Regions from separate parts of the Homo sapiens genome. Here region 1 is linked to region 2. The links are chromatin contacts, found by Hi-C or POLR2A ChIA-PET in ENCODE. All regions are on one chromosome and are shown on one strand. The core of a region is the stretch at or near the end of the contact, and the rest is flanking DNA. Distances in the headings are between cores, read along the strand shown.

Evidence for each region. A loop is a pair of places that touch in the nucleus more often than their neighbours do. ChIA-PET counts read pairs that join two places held with the same protein, here RNA polymerase II (POLR2A). Pooled maps may share reads with other maps.
Region 1: a loop to region 2 is called in a map of mammary epithelial cell, with 3 times the contacts of the local background. The contact joins the promoter of GPR158 here to the promoter of LINC01516 in region 2. A Hi-C loop is called at or near these places in 6 of 168 maps with a recorded cell type or tissue (Caco-2, K562, chondrocyte and 3 more) and 3 of 50 pooled maps. POLR2A ChIA-PET finds 5 or more read pairs at or near these places in 1 of 52 experiments (HEK293T).

Annotation. Positions count from the first base shown.
Region 1 is chr10:25,173,368-25,176,853 of GRCh38, reverse strand. GPR158 (G protein-coupled receptor 158) reads right to left here and starts at 1,853. Exons shown (of 11, transcript NM_020752.3): 1 at 532-1,853. The coding sequence starts at 1,433. It overlaps GPR158-AS1 (GPR158 antisense RNA 1), which reads left to right and starts at 578. Exons shown (of 2, transcript NR_027333.2): 1 at 578-1,178.
Region 2 is chr10:25,110,745-25,114,536 of GRCh38, reverse strand. LINC01516 (long intergenic non-protein coding RNA 1516) reads right to left here and starts at 1,479. Exons shown (of 8, transcript NR_120649.1): 1 at 851-1,479. RefSeq lists a silencer at 1,113-1,162.

The DNA.
Region 1 (3,486 bases), core at 604-3,103, 62 kb before region 2:
AATTATAAGCTCTGACTAACAACAGACCGGTGCCCCCAACTGCACACGTAGGAAGCAGGCAGAGGCTACCCCAAAGTGGCAGAAACAAGGAACTCTCTGTTCCTCCTGCTCCCTTTTCGCCTCTCATCTGAGGCTTGCCACTCCGCGGACACACCCGGCGCTCGCCAAGTTGTCGCATCGCCCCCCGGTGGGGAACGCCCCTCCCTGCTCTCCGGACAATTGGAGGGAAGCACAGAGCAGCGGGGGTGTCTCCGTCCTGCCAAGGGCTGCCTGTCCCTCGCCCAGTGCGGGGAAACTGGTCCGAGAGAATGAATGGCTTTCGCCGAGCGCCGGAAGCTGACGGGCGTGGGGCGCTTCTTGCCCCCAAGCACCCGCGCCCGCGTGGGGTGTCCCTCAGCCCGGGTCTCTACTCTGAGGGTGAGAAGCGTTCGCGTCACAGCCAAGGGTTCCTTCCTCACACGTGCACCCACCCACAAGACCGGAAGGAAAGCTTCGCTTTTGCCTTCCCCCCTGCCCCCCGGCCCTCCCTACCTGAATTCCGGGACCAGGTTAGGCTGCAACCCGTAGATGGCAGAGGAAAGAGTAACCAGCCACCCGGGCTTGTAACTCCCGTTCTCGCACTCCAGATAAGGCGGAGACCACTTGAAGTGGCTCTTGTCCCCGCCGAGCCCGTCCTTGCGCCGCCAGCTGTGGCCCAGGCCCCGGGGCCCCTGATTGGGGCCGCGGCGGTGTAAGTGGGGCCTCCACTTGCGCCGGAGGCCGTGGAACCACTCGGTCTCCAGAGTGGCGTTGGCCAGGTGGGGTGCGGAGGAGGACAGGTCTTGGAGCAGGATGCGGCTCTCCTCGCGCGTGGCCTGGAGGAAGACCTGTGGGGCCGGTGCGGACAGCGAATCGGTGCTGAAGGTGATGGCCGCCCGGGAGATGCTGGGCTCGCCCTCCAGAAGGCTCCACACCAGCGCCTGGTACCAATCCAGGTCGTCCTGCAAGTTCTGCTCCCGCGACTTATTGCTCTGCAGCATCACGTTGAGGAAGTTGGTGGCGTGTGTCAGTGTGTCCAGCGCCCGGTGCAAGGAGGGGTGCGCGCTGGCCAGGGCTGGCCACTTCCCCGGCAGGCCCGCCAACTCGTAGCGGCCGGAGCAGTTGGCTCGCTTCAGCTGGTGGGAGTCCCCGGTGTAGAGGTAAGAGGCCACGTCCATGGGCACCTCCTCGGCGAGTTTCTGCGCCAAGATGGTGCCATCGGTGGAGCGGCTCCAGGGAGCCGAGGAGTCCGAGGCAGAGGCTCGACCCGGCTGCTGGGCGTGCGGCTTCCCCTTCGGGGTCCTCTCTCGAGGGGAATCCGGCCGTCCTTGGGGGTCGCGGCTGGCGCCAACAGCTCCCAATCCCAGCTGAGCAAGCAGGAGGCAGAGGAGTAAGGGGTAAGCCATGGCTCCCATCTGCCTCCCAGAGAGAAGAGGAGGGAACGGGAGGGGGGGGAATCACTTTTTAAATTTGGATCGTCAGTTTCTCAACAGTCAGACTTTTTCGAGGAGTCTTCCCCCTTCTCCAGATGGCACCCAGTCCAAAGGACTTGAAAATAAGAATGTTTCGAGATTGGCCCCGGGTGGCTAAGCTACCGTCGCAGAAATCAAGTCACCTGTGGCAGCGCTGGCCGTGCCCGCTGCGCGAGGGGCCGGCTGGGGATTACGCACCTCGCAGCCTGGAGCCGAGCGGGTTACATGGCCTCGCGCTCCCAGCGGCTGGAGTCAGCCCGAGTCCGTCTCTCGGCCCGGCTGCCGCCACCGCCGCTCTCATTGAGGCGCGTTCAGAAGCTGCTGCTGCTGCTGCCGCCGCGGCCGCCGAAGACGCTGCTCCATAGTCTCACCCGCCGCAGGTCGTTCCCGCCTCCCGGCACTGGCTCCTCCTCGACCGCTTCGCCCGGAGGCGCGGGGCGCGCGCCCAGACCCGCACCGCGAGCGCAGCCGCGACTCCCGAGGAGCGAAGACGTCCTTTAAGACGTTCGTCTGTCCGGAGTAGCGAAGGCCGGGCGGCTGGTTAATTGCAGCCTTTAGGTTTGGCCGCAAACCACACTCCACCCTCTCTCCCTGCTCCCTCCTCGGGGGAGGAAAGCCAGTTTAAAGAGGCAGCTTGGCCGCAACCAAACCCTTGTAGGGCGGCTGCAAGTCGTCTTGTTCCCTGTTTGGTCGGCTCCTCTGTCAATCAGCCGACTGCCATTTGTGGGGCCGGGGAGGGAGCTGTCCAGTGCTGAACCCGAGGCGGCCCGCGGGCGGCGGGGGCGCGGGAGGCAGCCTGCCGAGTCCTCGCACCCACTCGCGTTCCGGATGACTCGGAAACCTGCGTGGGTGGCGTAGGGTGGGCGGCAGAGGGGGGAGAAGCAGAGATTCGGTGGCTCAGAGCGAAGGAAACTTGGACGTACTGAGGGGGAGGGTGTTGGCGTCTTGCATGCTTAGTTAAATCAGCCTTTTGCCTGGAAAAGAGGGAGAAGGGAGTAGTTTTCATTTCTAGGTGAAATTAGACAGAAGGGACATAGGATGGAGACGTGTCCTCCTGAGCATCTGCTCATTTTAGGCAAATTATCAAATCATCTTTCTTGTTGTCAGTTAAAGAAATGATTAAAACATACTTGTCTAGGCTCATCTTAGCTGAGGGAGTAATGGAGAAATCTACCAGCTGTGCTTTAAGGAGAGAAAAAAAAGTCATATTTAAGGAATCTCTGCTTGGGGGCCAGAATGGAGGGGAACGTGTAAAAATGTATGCAAGTAAAGATGTGTAAGGGAGAGAGCAAGGGGGAGGACTCATGAGCTCTGGGAGAATGAGAAGGAGCCTGTGTTGAGTGAGAAGGGAAATCATCCTGACTGGGAGTTCCTGGAATTGAGAGATAAGAACTAAGACTTCTATTTAGCTAAAGGTTGGGATATCCCAGCAGAAGAAAGAAGAACTGAGCAAGTATGCCAAGTCCCCCAAATTATTGGTAAATTTCTTAACACAATCTAATTGATGTTTTGACGCTTATTAGAGAATTTAAGTGTCTTCTGACACTCCAAAAGTAGACTGGTACCAGAAAAGTAGTGTTTTGCACAGCTAGCTCCACTTTCCATATGCACCTCTATTTTCAAATTCCCCAAGAAAGACACAAATAGAAAATATCCAACTTACTTTAATTCCCAACTAACAAAAATGTCCCTCATGGCATTCTAAGCAGGCACTGCTTAGATTCACTGTACTATTTCATGTCATCCTTCCTATTGAGAAAATACTTAAGGACTGGAATGTAAGCTCCAAAAGAGCAAAAATCTTTGTCTGCATTGGTCACTGAGGTACCTTGAGCACCCAGAACACTACCTGGCACATAGTAGGCTCTGGCTAAATAGTTGCTAAATTAGTGAATGAATGGGAAGATCATGATGATGAAGCTAACTTAAAAATCAATCTCCTCACCCAAGAAGAGAAGTCTGCCTGACACACCAGTGATGAGGGTTTTTGGAAGAA
Region 2 (3,792 bases), core at 230-2,729:
AACCCTAAGGATGCCAAACCAGGTATTCAGGAGAAGAACAGCAATCTGCTCAAATGTAACCCAAAGGCAGTAGCTCTCAGCCCCAGCCAGCCTGCCACATAGACATCGTTTGTGATTGTGGGGGTTGCCAACTAAGAACACCAAATCACAATCCCTTTCTGCCCCCTGGTAGCCCACAGTCCAGTGTTTCACATGTCTGAATGTTCTCTGGTATCTCAAGCAACGTGTGAGCCTAAGAGTAAGAACTCCCTAGATTCAAATTGTGACTCCCCCATCTACTGTGTGACCTTGGGCAAGTTACATAACCTCTCTGTGCCTCAGTTACCTTATCTGTAAAATAAATACCTTCTTTGCCACATTGTTGAGAGAATTAAGTGAGCCAATACTGCAAAGCATTGAGGAGAGTGTCTGACACATAGTAAGCGCTTAATAAATGTTAGCTACTTTTATACCAAAGTCCTCTATTTAGGAAGTCCTTATTGTTTCTTATCAGCCAATACCTTCACAGGAATGAGCAAGAAGTTGTATAGGCTGAAGAGGGTGGAGGTGGAGACAAGTGGAGTGAGGAGTTAAAAGCATGGCAGAAAACAAAAAGCTCTCTGTTTCTCAATGCTGCTGGGTATCTGTCACCATGGTGATTTGGGGCTGGGACTAGGGGAAGGTGCACAATGAAAGCAGCTGCCTGGGCGCCTCTCAGCCCCACCCTGGTTCTGGCTCATCTTGGCACTCATACTGGTTTCCTCCTAGGGCCTTTCTTTGGGTTTTCCTGGCATCCTCTTTGATGACATAGGAAAGAACATGGACAAATATATGAGAGAAATAAAGAAAAGTTAGAAAACTAGTTACTCACCAAACATTCCGTAAAACTACAGTCAATGTGGGAGCCCAAGAGTGATGCCCACTTTCAAACACCGCTGCCCCCACCAGTGACTCAGTCTAGAACAAGTAGAGTCTGAATAGAGAGCACCCCCCATCAGCTCCCACTCCCGCCCCACACCGCGCTGAGAGAGCTGCCCAGGGTGGGTAAGAGTTAGGAGGGACTGTCTGGTCAGCCGCGGGGAGCGTGTCAACCTCATTTAACCCTGCAGAAGCATTTCCCCCTTGTTTGTACTTAGAACAAACCAGGAATCCATTCTTTCACAGAGCACTGCTCCTGTCCTGAGCTGGCCGCTTGCCTGGTAGCCAATCGAAATGTCTAGCCGCCCCCTAGTGGTAAAGGTTTGTGCCATGGCTGTAGAGAAGGCACCTAAGATCCTGAAAGGTGATGGGAAGGGTGTTTGAGAATGCGCCTTCTTCCCCCTCCTGTGCAAATGGATGTGCCAAACATTTGCTGCGCCAGGGGCCACCTTGGCTCACTTCTCTGCCAGACGCTATGGTGGGAGGTGAGATGCTTGCTGGGCAGAGACCAGATTTAATTTTCTGCTTGTTTCCATAAGTAAACTGTCTATCCCTTGTCAGAGCTTCTCCTTAAGCTCTTTCTGCATCAGGGTGGTAGACACAACATCTGTGGATGCTTTTGATTTCTTGTTTGCCTAGGAACTAACTGGAACCTCTGTGAAGATGGAATGTGGTTTTCTTTCCCTTTCTTTTGGTCCACCTGTCAGTAAGGGGACAGGAGGGAAACCCTCAGGGCTGGCTCATATCTTTAAGGCAGCCCCTGAGTGGTATTCCATGTGGATTGGCTCATTGGTCTTTAATTTCCAGGCTTAGCTTGATCGTAGATTTTAGACAATTTATACTTAATGGTAATTAACAAACACCGATCATTTGAAGGAGTGTTGCTTGGTGACTAAGAGCATAGGCTCTGGCGCCCAGACTACTCAGAATCAACCCTCATCTTTATCACTTACAAGCTGTGTGACCTTGGGAAAACTCCTTAACTTCTCTGTGCCTCAGGTTTCTAATCTGTAAACAGGGGTAATAAGAGAAATTACCTGATAGGCTTACCCAGAGGACTAAATGAGTTAAATTTGTAAAACCCCTGGAGTAGAACCTGATACATTGTGAATGTTGTGTTAGTTATTAGGAAAGTTGTTGTTATATGTCATGGATATCAGTAATTATTATGTTTATTATTATTATGCATTATTAGACATATCACTTCCTTTATCTCCTCCACAATCCTTTTGTTATCCCCATTTCACAGATGAAGAAACTAAGGCAGGAAGTTGTTAAGTGTCTTTCCAAAAGACTGTGTCAAACGGGCCCAGCACTGAGGAGTTCACGCAATCCATCATAGGAGTTCAGAGAGTCACAGGGTAAGCTCATGATCTAAACAAATATCTGTGAGGAAGTGTTATCAGTCCTCAGACAGAAATCTGAAGAGGGTATTGTGTGGTGGATAAAATAGGGAGGCCAAGAGGGGAAGGAAGAGTCAGGAAATCCATGGATAGAAAGGGGAAGAGAAGGGTGAACAGAAGAAATATTGTGAACAAAGGCAAAGATGTGGGAGGCAGCAAGGGATGCTCTGCAAGCACGGTGAGTGTTGGTTGCAGTGAGAAACAGGATGAGCTGTGTACAGTGACTCACGCCTAGAATCCCAGCACTTTGGGAGGCTAAGGCAGGAGGATCGCTGAAGCCCAGGAGTTCAAGACTAACCTGGCCAATGTAGCGAGATCCCCGTCTCCAAAATATTTTTTTTTAATTAGCTGGTCATGTTGGCTCACATTTGTAGTCCCAGCTGCTTGGAGGGTGAGGTGGGAGGATTGCTTGAGGCTGGGAGTTCGAGGCTACAGTAAGCTATGATTGTGCCACTGTACTCCAGCCTGAGGGACAGAGAAAGTCCTTGTTTCAAAAAAAAAAAAAAAAAGAAAAAAGAGAGAAAGAGAGAGAGAAGCAGGATGAGATGGGATTGAGAGGAGAGGAGGAGTCAGATCAGCCCTTTCAGGCTGGGCTGCACTGTTGGACTAGAAGCCCATGAGCAAAGGCTCTCAAATAGGGAAGTGACATGAGAGAGCCAGAAAATCCACTCGTCTGCCCTCTTTTACAATAACTGATAAAATTCCTGATGTGGAGTAATAGTTTTGAATTTTATTTTAATTTTATTGAGACGGAGTCTCGCTCTATCACCTAGGCTGAAGAGCAGTGGGGCAATCTGGGCTCACTGCAACCTCTGCCTCCTGGGTTCAAGCCATTCTCTTGCCTCTGCCTCCCGAGTAGCCAGGATTACAGGTGCCCACCACCACACCTGGCTAATATTTGTATTTTAGTAGAGACAGGGTTTCACCATGTTGGTCAGGCTAGTCTTCAACTCCTGACCTGAAATGATCCAAATACCTTGGCCTCCGAAAGTGCTGGGATTAGAGGTGTGAGCCACCACACCCAGCCTGAATTTTTTTAGAACACACTGGCCCTTAGATTTAGAAGTATTGGTGGTCAGCATCTCTCCTCCACTGGCCATTTTTCTAGTTGGTTCTTACCAATTCTAACCTGACTGTAGATGAAAATGGAAACAAAATTAAAAAAGAACAACCAGGCTGGGCGCAGTGGCTCACACCAGTAATCCCAGGACTTCGAGAGGCCAAAGCAGGAGGGTCACTTGAGGTCAGGAGTTTGAGAACAGCCTGGCCAACATGGCAAAAACCCATCTCTACTAAAAATATGAAAATTAGCCAGGTGTGGTGGCACACGCCTATAGTCCCAGCTGTGTGGGAGGCTGAGGAAGGAGCATCGCTAGACCCCCAGGAGGCAGAGGTTGCAATGAGCTGAGATCACATCACTGCACTCCAGCCTGGGCTACAGAGTGGGACTCTGCTTAAAAAAACAAAAACAAAAACAGAAAAAAACCCACCA